2 separate regions of the Mus musculus genome follow, and region 1 is linked to region 2. The links are chromatin contacts, found by Hi-C or POLR2A ChIA-PET in ENCODE. All regions are on one chromosome and are shown on one strand. Each heading gives the region's core, a stretch centred on a gene start or an enhancer-like site at or near the end of the contact. The rest is flanking DNA. Distances are from core to core; before and after follow the strand shown.

The links. A loop is a pair of places that touch in the nucleus more often than their neighbours do. ChIA-PET counts read pairs that join two places held with the same protein, here RNA polymerase II (POLR2A).
Region 1: a map of Patski shows a loop between it and region 2 (2.2-fold over the local background). The contact joins the enhancer-like site here to the promoter of Fat1 in region 2. A Hi-C loop is called at or near these places in 15 of 37 maps with a recorded cell type or tissue (Patski, adrenal gland, gastrocnemius and 2 more). POLR2A ChIA-PET finds 5 or more read pairs at or near these places in 4 of 5 experiments (Patski and embryonic stem cell).

Annotation. Positions count from the first base shown.
Region 1 is chr8:44,995,204-45,000,594 of GRCm38, forward strand. The region is part of intron 2 of Fat1 (FAT atypical cadherin 1); the gene reads left to right. Among named protein-coding and RNA genes, the nearest start is that of Fat1, 48 kb to the left of the region's middle. Within about 2 kb of position 3,593, at least 1 of the 3 ENCODE cell types and tissues checked has a DNase peak (open chromatin) inside an H3K27ac peak, as active enhancers do; it is heart, where a contact is called at or near this core.
Region 2 is chr8:44,948,920-44,954,399 of GRCm38, forward strand. It overlaps Fat1 (FAT atypical cadherin 1), which reads left to right and starts at 1,289. Exons shown (of 26, transcript NM_001081286.2): 1 at 1,289-4,562. The coding sequence starts at 1,295.

The DNA.
Region 1 (5,391 bases), core at 2,343-4,842, 49 kb after region 2:
ATGGAGGGTAACTGTTTACTCACTATGGCTTGCTCAGCCTGGTTGCTTATAGAACCCAGGACAGGGCTGGCTCCGTCCACATTGGTCTAGGCTCTTCCCACAATCAATCACAAATTAAGAAAATGCCCTACAGGATTTCCTACAGCCCGATCTTACAGAGGTATCTTCTTGATTGAGGCTGTCTCTCCTCTAATGACTGTGGCTTGTGTGAAATTGACATAAAATTAGCCAGTACACTAGCGAACCCTGAGCTGATTGATGCTCATAACTCTTTTGTTAGTCTGACCCACCCTTGCCCTGTCCCTTAGCTGGAATCTTCCCAGTGTGCTTGCTCTGAGCTGCTAGATGCTATCTAAGCCGCCCACCCCCAGGCTCCTTTATTTCACCTTATCTTGGCCATGCTTTCTGCCCCTTGACTTTGTTCCAGTACTTAGGGAGCAAGCAGTGGGACATAGTAAAAGATTCATCTTTTGGGCTCTCCACACTGCATAATAATGCAGCCTGTATTTCCAAGCACAGAGGCAACTGCTTCTATTTCTTTTCTCTCCTAGGTAAGCCAGGCAAAATGGTTTAGAAAAATCCCTTTAGGGTAGTGATTGACAGGCTCAGCAAATGATTCTTTGACTATAGATGTGTATCCACCCGCCTACCTCTGGCCCTTTCATCTATCGGCTCTTATCTCCTCTAGTAAATAGGTTACTGTTTGACTAATTTTCATTCACTGCTGTCCTTCTTCCTCTCTGGAAAGAAATATATGAAGAATTATATTTTGTAGCCATGCTAAATAGACTAGGAATGGGTAATGGGCATAAGCGGGCATCCTGGCTTTGGTTTGTGGGGTTAGTTGTATCAGTAGGCACACTGTAAGTCAGTCTCTTCATTGGCTGAATCATATATTTCTGTCCCCTTGAGATATTTAAAAATGGGTTTGGAATTTGAGGGTGGCTTGCTCCTCCCCACTTTGGGACAGTAATGGGGATTGAACCCAAAGACCCACATACACTAGGCAAACACTCTTACCGCTGAGCTATATCCCCAGCCAAAGTTGCTCCGGTTGGGTTGAGGTCCTACCCAGTCTGTTCGTCTCTGGATCAATGGTTTAGAACACTTTAGGCTCTTCCAATGCTGCTGGTGTTCTTTCTGATGCACTTTGGTTGTCTTTGAGAGCCGAACTTCAGGGGGCAGTCAAGAGAGAGCAGCAACCCCTGGCTTTTCTTTCTTGACTCTTAACTTTCTGTTGTGAACTTAGACTTCCTAGCCCTTCTACAGTCTCTTAGCCTCATTTTTGCCCATTTTTGGGAGTTCAGGCCACACTCTTCTTCCTCTGATTTGTGCTTTGCATTTTGCAATCAACTTTGATCCACTTAAATCCTTTAAATCTTCCTGGGGGAGGGGCCTTGTGCTAAGGGCAGAGAGACTCCAAACAGAGTCTCCAAAGGGAGACTTGCATTTTCCTCACTTTACAAATAATTACATGACTTCAGAGAGGTCAGGACCACCCAGGGTCCAAACCACAGGCATGGATTTCCTCCCTGCTGCTTCTGGGTACTGCGTCTTGGATGTGTGAGTGTGGTTTTGCGGTGGTTATTCTGTATCCGAAAGAATGCTGTGTCAGAGCATAGTTGCTTTTAGTCTGATACTGTTTCTGTGGCCCTTTTCACATTAAAAACCACAATGCTCTTAAATGATCCTAGCTCCTTAAGCTTGCTACCATTAACCGTGTACTGGAGGAATTACTGACCATTTTGTATAAAAGGCCAGGGAAGTTTTTAGGTAGGCAGTCTGTCCAGTGTCTGTCACAGTCATTTAGCTCAGTGTTTGTAGTTCAATGATAAAAGGAACTTTCAAGTTTGTATAGCTTTCAGTATTATAAAATGTGTCTAGCCATTCACAATTTAAAGTCCATACAAGTTGAGCAACAGTTCCCTGACACTGATGTGTTATACGTAACAATGGAAATACTTCACGTATTGATTTTTTTTTCTTTTTTCTTGAAATGGGGCAGCAGCTATTTAAATTATTAAACTCTGAAATAAAAGACCCAACTTTTCCCATTCTGTAAACAAGAGTGCATATAGACAGACTGAGTGTTGCCTTTCCAGGCGCTTAAATTACAACACTTAGAATATGCGTTATTAAGCATGTTTTTTGAGATTTAACAAGTTCCTGGTAGATGTTTAGAAGTGGGTAGCAATACTAATTAGTTCTTTTCCCCTTTAAGAAATAAATCATTTCTCACTGGAAGATAAAAGATGCCTAAATTTGATATTTTCGCCCTTGTACTGCTGGTATATCTTATTACAAACAGCCAGAGCTGCAGTGCCAGCTCCCCTGGTTGGCTCTTGGTTCTTGGAAGGTTCCTCCCTCCCCTGTTTTTTTTCGTAACCTTGTCTGGGACTGAGTTGTTCATACTCAAAAGGACTACATTATACATTTGTTGTGCTTTTAGGAGAACACCAATATACAAGGGCCTCTGATTTCCTTGCTTACATGTAGAATAGAGTATTTCATAAAGAGCTATCTGTGTCGGGTATATAAGGGATGGTGTGACTGTTCAGTAGAAGATTACAAACAGATTTAGTGGAAATAGAATATTTACATTTAGTAATCGACAAACCGAGCGTTCTTTAATCACTGCAGAATACTGCAGTGGGTAGTAGATATACTGGGCACCTAATCGCATTCTAGCTGCATGCTCCTTTAGTAAGTGAGTCTTGTATTACTGAGTAATGAGGCAATAAGAAAATGGCATTTTATTGTGGCTGGAAAGGAGACCTAACACAGTTCAATAGGAAGTAGTTACAGCCGCAAACAACTTCCGAGGGTTTCCGGTGTAACATTTGATAGCTCTAGAAAGGAAGGAACTGAAAGGCCACTCACGCCACAATGGCAGGGATTCATTAACAACAACAACAGAAAGTCACCTTCGTGTATTTTAAGGGCTATAGACTTTTTTAAAATCTATTTCTCATTACTAGTTTTTATTTTATGGTGAAATGTATTACCTCTAAAGTCTTAAAAGTCAGGTTTTATCTCCTGCCTTATCTGGTGCATTTTTCCCCCCATCAAATCTGTTTTCGTGGGATCCTTAGGGTCAGTTGGATCAAGGAGAATTCTGCGATTCTAGGTCACTGAACGTCAGTGACTAAAGTACATGTAAGATTTTGCACTTAAGATGCTTTCGTTGAAGTTTGCCGATGTTAACCTTAGATATTAACCTTACAGTTGATTGAGTGCTTTCCCTCCCTCCAGGCCTCCTTCCCTCCTACATAACTTATATAGAATACTAAAAACAATTAATTCACAGCAAAATTGATTTGCCTTCTGATCTTGTGTTCTGAAACCACTAATTTCCACCAGGAAACAGCTCGCAGAACAGATGTAAAAGCAGAAGAAAAGCGGGCGATACTGACCTCAGCCCCTCCTTGTGTGGCTTCAGAGTGACCGTCTGATTAATTTTATTAGTGTTTTCTGCGGACCTCTGAAAGTTCGAGTTAAGTGAATTCCGAGCTCCTTTCCAGCCCTGACAGGCTATGAATAGAATTCCATTTTTGGCTCCAAGCCTAATCCTGCCGGCACCAGTACTGCAGTGACAAACAATAGCTGCTCAGATGGCCACAGCTGCCAAAGATCTCCCAGCCAACTGCAGTTAGAACCGGTCTCAGAACACTACCTATAGGAAGACAGCGCACGCTGCCAAGGCTCTGAGAGCCTCCGACAGAAGCTCTAAGAGTAGATGCACAATGACAGCTATAGGAGAGTTGATGGGGAGAGCTGAACCTTTGCCTCCGCCTATGACGCCCTCCAAGTCTCCAGCATGGGAAAAGGGAGACGTGTTGTCCTGCCCCCTGATGGTCTGAGCTAAGCAAGACTCTGACTTTTTCATTGTTGGTTCTGATCTTGCCCTGTTGCTTGGTTCTCTTCCTGGCTCCAGTCCTCAAGGGCCAGGACCTTTCTGTACCCAGTTATTGTATCCATGACAGAGCCAAGCACAGCGCTGGCTGTGGGAATGCTACTCACTCCCTGCTTGCTTTCCAGTTCACTGGTAAAGGGTTTAAAAACTCAGCCAGTTGGAATGGTTCTGCTTTCCCCAGGCCCCCTTTAGCATCCGTTGCTTGCCTGTCTCTCCACCTTACCCACACCCACACACACCCACCCCCCTCCTCTGTGATCTTCCCAGCTGCTACAGATGTCTTTGGTCCGAGGCCATTTTTTATTTCATTAGAGCTGTTTCAAATATACAGGCTAAAGTGTTCATGGAGAAGATGCTCATGCAGTCACATGGTACACATGGTATTTCTTATTGTCTCCTATATTGATGCCTCAGAGTACTTTTTTGGTTTTTCGAGACAGGGTTTCTCTGTGTAGCCTTGGCTGTCCTGGAACTAACTCTGTAGACCAGGCTGGCCTCGAACTCAGAAATCTGCCTGTCTCTGCCTCCCAAGTGCTGGGATTAAAGGCATGCGCCACCACTGCCGGTAGAGTATTTTTAATATGTCATCTTAAAACATAATGATTTATTTCCCCTATGACTGTAGCTTCTGAGTTCCTGAGGCAGTACAACTGACGATGTGTATTTTAATGTTGTTATGTTATGGAGACGTGAAGAGACTTGTTTAGCAGCTAGAACACTGTCTTTAACTACTGCTATTTTATTCTGATAGTTGACATTATTTTTGAGGTTAAAAAAAATGGTATCAGTGTGTAAGAGGAACAGAGAGATAGCTAAGATGAAAAAGATAGGTTTGAGAATGCAGGGAGAGTGAGTGTTTTCTGACTAGAGAGGATACATTGTCCTGTTAGTTTTGGAGCTACTGTCTTGATTAATCTCACTGATGTCACTGTGCCCTGCCTGTTTCGGTGTTTTTGTTTGTTTGTTTGTTTTGTTTTTGTTTTTTTTTTTTTTAGGTGAACCCCTGAGGGCATACATTTCTACTCAGGTGGCAGAAATGCACACTGTAGAACATGGTATATGAGGGAGTCACACTGTATAACATGGTAAATGAGAAATGCACAGTGTAGAACATGGTATATGAGGGAGTCAAGGGACTCCCTGGGATTAAAGGCGTGTACCACCCCTGCCTGGGCGGGAATTTTAAACACTCTCCACTTCTAGGAAATATGGTTTGTGTAGTGGGACTCTAATTTAGAATAAAATTCATTCCATTTCCAGTTGCTTTAACTTATTAGAAGAAGTTGTCTCCCACTTGCCACTGTGGTGGTTTAAAATGAAAACGAAAATGTGGGACTGGAGAGATGGCTTAGAGGTTAAGAAGTTGTGAATTCAATTCCCAGCAACCACGTAGTGACTCACAACTATCTATGTATAATGTGATCTGACATCTTTCCTAGTGTGCATGAAGACAGCATACTTATATAAAATATAAATAT
Region 2 (5,480 bases), core at 39-2,538:
TGGGGAAGCACACTGAATTTTTTTTCCACCTCCCCCAGGGATGAATTTGCTGGGGTGATGAAGAACAGCTGGTGGGAACAGAGCCCTGTTCTCTGGCCCGATCTCAGCCCCGTGGACCTGACCTACCTTCCCACTTGTTTAAAGGCTGCCCTTTGTTCGTGCTCCCTCTTTTGCTCCTCAGTGACTCTCTGCCCTTCCCGCAGCTCTGCATCCTTCCTACTTTGCCTTGATGCGTTGATGTTTCAGCTTCTGTGCGTGTGTAGCTCCTTTCACTGGGGACGCCCTTGGGACAGGTTGTGAGGGGTTTTGAAGATACCAGGCCCTCGAACAAGGGGTCATTGACAACCCTGATGGTAAAATGTCAGTGCTCAGAGATTTGCTTCTCTGCCGTAGTCAGAGCTGTTGCCTGTCAAGCTCCTGAATTCAGGTTTTCCTGTTATAAAATGACCTTTGACTGTATGCTCAGGTTGGTGTTTAGAAATTACTTCACTGCAGATTTGACGGTAATGGTTACTGTAATTCCTTTAAATAGCTTTGCAGTACTAAGTGAGACAATGAGGGAGTGCTGTAGGGAGTGAACTTAATTATTTTTATGAAGAAATAATTCCAGGATAAATTTGTGAGATCAGATTACAAGCTATCATTACATATGGTCCTGTGAGAGCACCGTTTAGGACTTTTTCTGAGCGACCCTGCATGTTTCCAATCCTGTGTTAGCACAAGGTTATAAGCTTCCAAGGCTTGGTGAAACATGCAATGGGAGACTGAGGCAAGAGGGCTAGGGGTTCAAGTCCATCCTTGACTACATAGTGAGCTTGAGGCTGGCCTGGGTTACGTGAAATTATGTCTCAAAAGAATTTTTCCTGCCAGAAAATTAAGTTTATATGATTTTGAGGATGTAGTTCTTGGTGTGTGAGAGGAGGCATTCCTTGTCTGCTTTTTTCAAAAACTGATGTCTGTGTTTGGCCTGAAGACGTAAGTTTAACAATCAAATTCAGGGTTGGAGAGATGGCTCAACGGTTAAGAAGAGAGTTGCTCTTGCAGAGGACCTGTTCCCAGGCGTACACTGATGCTGATGCGCATGAAAACAATAACAAAAGAAAGATAGCTGTCAGACATTCTTCTAGAGTTGTTAGAGTGTTGATGTTGGTGTTGGGAAGTGCTTACTCATAGTCAGTGTGGGTGGGGAATGCTTGATGCATAAGGCTTATATTTACAATTTATTCTTTCCCCTCCAGCAAGTGACACTCTTTTTTTTCTTCTTCTTCTATTACAGGTGGCCAGGAGTTAAAAAATGGGGAGACACTTGACCTTGCTTCTGCTTCTGCTCCTCTTCCTCCAGCAGTTTGGAGACAGTGATGGCAGCCAAAGACTTGAACCCACCCCTCCTATCCAGTTTACACACTTCCAGTACAATGTCACTGTGCACGAGAACTCGGCAGCGAAGACCTATGTTGGCCACCCCAGAAAGATGGGCATCTACATCTTAGACCCCTCGTGGGAGATAAGGTACAAAATCGTCTCAGGAGACAGCGAAAACCTGTTCAAAGCGGAAGAGTATGTTCTCGGAGACTTCTGCTTTCTAAGGATAAGAACCAAAGGAGGGAATACCGCCATCCTGAACAGAGAAGTGAGAGACCATTACACGCTGATCGTCAAGGCAGTGGAGAAAGCCACCGATGCTGAGGCCCGAGCGAAGGTTCGGGTACAAGTGCTGGATACAAACGACTTAAGGCCCTTATTCTCCCCCACCTCCTACAGCGTCTCTTTGCCGGAAAACACAGCCATAAGGACCAGCATCGCAAGAGTCAGTGCCACGGATGCGGACATTGGGACCAATGGCGAATTTTACTACAGTTTTAAAGACAGAACTGACGTGTTTGCTATCCACCCGACCAGCGGCGTCGTTGTTTTGACTGGCAGGCTTGATTTCCTAGAGACCCAGCTCTATGAGCTGGAGATTCTGGCTGCGGACCGGGGGATGAAGCTGTACGGTAGCAGTGGGGTCAGCAGCCTGGCCAAGCTGACAGTTCACGTGGAGCAGGCCAACGAGTGCGCGCCCATCATAACCGCGGTGACGTTGTCGCCCTCTGAGCTGGACAAGGACCCAACCTACGCCATCATCACCGTGGAGGACTGTGATCAGGGTGCCAACGGGGAGATAGCGTCTTTGAGCATCGTGGCTGGCGACCTCCTTCAGCAGTTTAAAACAGTGAGGTCTTTCCCAGGGAGTAAAGCATTCAAAGTGAAAGCCGTCGGGGCCGTCGACTGGGACAGCCATCCTTACGGCTACAACCTGACATTGCAGGCTAAAGACAAAGGGACTCCTCCCCAGTTTTCCCCCGTGAAAGTTGTTCACATCATTTCTCCACAGTTCAGAGCTGGCCCTGTCAAGTTTGAAATGGATGTTTACAGAGCCGAGATCAGTGAGTTTGCCCCTCCACATACACCCGTGGTCCTGGTCAAAGCCATTCCTAGTTATTCCCATTTGAGGTATGTTTTTAAAAGCGCTCCTGGAAAACCTAAATTCGGTTTGAATCACAACACGGGTCTCATTTCCATTTTAGAACCCATTAGAAGGCAGCACACATCCCATTTTGAACTCGAGGTGACAACAAGTGACAAAAGAGCCTCCGCCCGAGTGGTGGTCAAAGTTTTAGGTACAAACAGCAACCCCCCTGAGTTTACACAGACCTCGTACAAAGCATCCATCGATGAGAACGCGCCTATCGGTGCCGCAGTCACGAGGGTGAGTGCGATGGACCCCGACGAGGGGGAGAATGGCTACGTGACTTACAGTATTGCAAACTTAAATCACGTGCCGTTTGTCATTGACCACTTCACGGGAACCGTGAGTACCTCTGAGAATCTGGACTATGAACTGATGCCTCGCGTGTACACGCTGAGGATCCGTGCGTCTGACTGGGGCTTGCCATACCGCCGGGAAGTCGAAGTCCTCGCCACGATTACTCTCAATAACCTGAATGACAACACACCCCTGTTTGAGAGGATAAACTGTGAGGGGACCATTCCCCGAGACCTAGGTGTGGGGGAGCAGATAACCACCGTGTCTGCCATTGACGCCGACGAGCTGCAGCTGGTCCGGTACCAGATTGAAGCCGGAAATGAGTTGGATTTGTTTGGCTTAAACCCCAGCTCCGGTGTGCTGTCCTTAAAGCACTCCCTCACGGATGGCTTGGGCGCAAAGGTTTCCTTTCACAGTTTGAGAATCACAGCGACAGACGGAGAAAATTTTGCCACGCCGTTATACATCAACCTAACGGTGGCTGCCAGTCGCAAGCCGGTCAACTTGCAGTGCGAGGAGACCGGTGTTGCCAAAATGTTGGCAGAGAAACTCCTGCAGGCGAATAAGTTACACAGTCAGGGGGACGTGGAGGATATTTTCTTTGATTCTTACTCCGTCAATACCCATACTCCACAGTTCGGGGTTACTCTTCCAACTGGAATTGAGGTAAAGGAGAACCTCCCGGTGGGTGCCAATATACTCTTCATGAATGCTACTGACCTTGACTCTGGCTTCAATGGAAAGCTCGTCTATGCTATTTCTGGAGGGAATGATGATAGTTGCTTTACCATCGACATGGAAACGGGAGTGCTGAAAGTCCTGTCTCCACTTGACCGTGAAGTAATGGACAAATACACCCTGAATATTACCGTGTACGACCTCGGTATACCCCAGAGGGCTGCCTGGCGCCTTCTGGACGTCACGGTTCTGGATGCCAATGACAATGCGCCCGAGTTTTTACAGGAGAGCTATTTTGTGGAAGTGAGTGAAGACAAGGAGGTGAACAGTGAAATCATCCAGGTCGAAGCCACTGATAAAGATCTGGGCCCCAGCGGGCATGTGACCTACGCTATTCTCACAGATACGGAGAAGTTTTCCATCGACAGCATGACCGGTGTGGTGAAAATTATCCAGCCTTTGGATCGTGAAGTGCAACCTGTGCATTACCTAAAGATCGAGGCCAGGGACCAAGCCACAGAGGAACCCCGGTTGTTCTCCACCGTGCTCCTGAAGGTGTCACTAGATGACGTTAATGACAACCCACCTAGGTTCATCCCACCCAATTACTCAGTGAAAGTTCGAGAAGATCTACCAGAAGGAACCATCATCATGTGGTTAGAAGCCTATGATCCCGATGTGGGTCAGTCAAGTCAGGTGAGATACAGCCTCCTGGATCACGGAGAAGGCCACTTTGATGTGGATAAACTCAGCGGCGCAGTTAGAATTGTCCAGCAGCTGGACTTTGAGAAGAAGCAACTGTATAATCTCACCGTGAGGGCCAAAGACAAAGGGAAGCCCGTGTCCCTGTCTTCCACTTGCTATGTGGAAGTGGAGGTCGTTGACGTGAATGAGAACCTACACACTCCGGTGTTCTCCAGCTTTGTGGAGAAGGGTGTAGTGAAAGAAGACGTCCCTACTGGCTCATCAGTCATGACCGTGTCAGCTCACGACGAAGACACAGGCAGAGACGGAGAGATCCGGTATTCCATTAGAGATGGCTCTGGAATTGGTGTCTTCAGGATAGATGAAGAAACAGGCAAGTGCTGTTAATCTCTTCTGCTGGCTGCACTTCCTCCCCTCTCTCCTCTTCTTTGCATCAGAATTCCCAGTTGGTTTCTGTTAGGGCTTGGCATTGAAGTACGTTTACACTTTTTGCGCTATGAAGCTACACACTGAAGGATCAAGTGTACATAAGATGAGTAGAAGGGATACCAATCTTTGAAGTTTGTACTCTATTATCAAGATCATCACTGTGGTTTTATAGTAACCTTGAAAAGCATTCTGATTAGGCTGTTTCGTGGTGTGATGTTTCCGTGGTGGTACGGTAACATCGACACCAGTTGGAGTGCCATCTGGAGGGTAGTGCATACGTGCAAAGTTATACAACATACCCAGAGACTTTTATGCACTAAAACTACTTTATCATCTGCTCTATGTCCTTCAGGCTTTGAGAGGCCGTGGTAGGGTAGTGGAAGGTTGAACTGAGAATACCTGGCTGGTGGCTGTGTATTAGGGTCTTACTGCTATGAACAGACACCATGACCAAGGCAACTCTTATAAAGGACCACATTTAATTGGGGCTGGCTTACAGGTTCAGAGGTTCAGTCCATTATCATCAAGGCAGGAAGCATGGTACAGAAGAAGCTGAGAGTTCTACATCTTCATCTGAAGGCTGCTAGCAGAATACTGACTTCCAGGCAGCTAGAATGAGGGTCTTATAGCCCACACTCACAGTACCACACCTACTCCAACTGGACCACACCTTCTAATAGTGCCATTTCCTGGGCTCAGCATAGACAAACCATCACAGGCTGCCTCTTTCAGTCAGGATCTTCCCAAAATGAATTATTTAATCTATAAGATGGAGACATTCCATTTTCTTTTAATTTGTTTTGTTATGCTTTGTGGTATGGGGGATTGAACCGATAACCTTCTGCATGCTAGGCAGGCACTC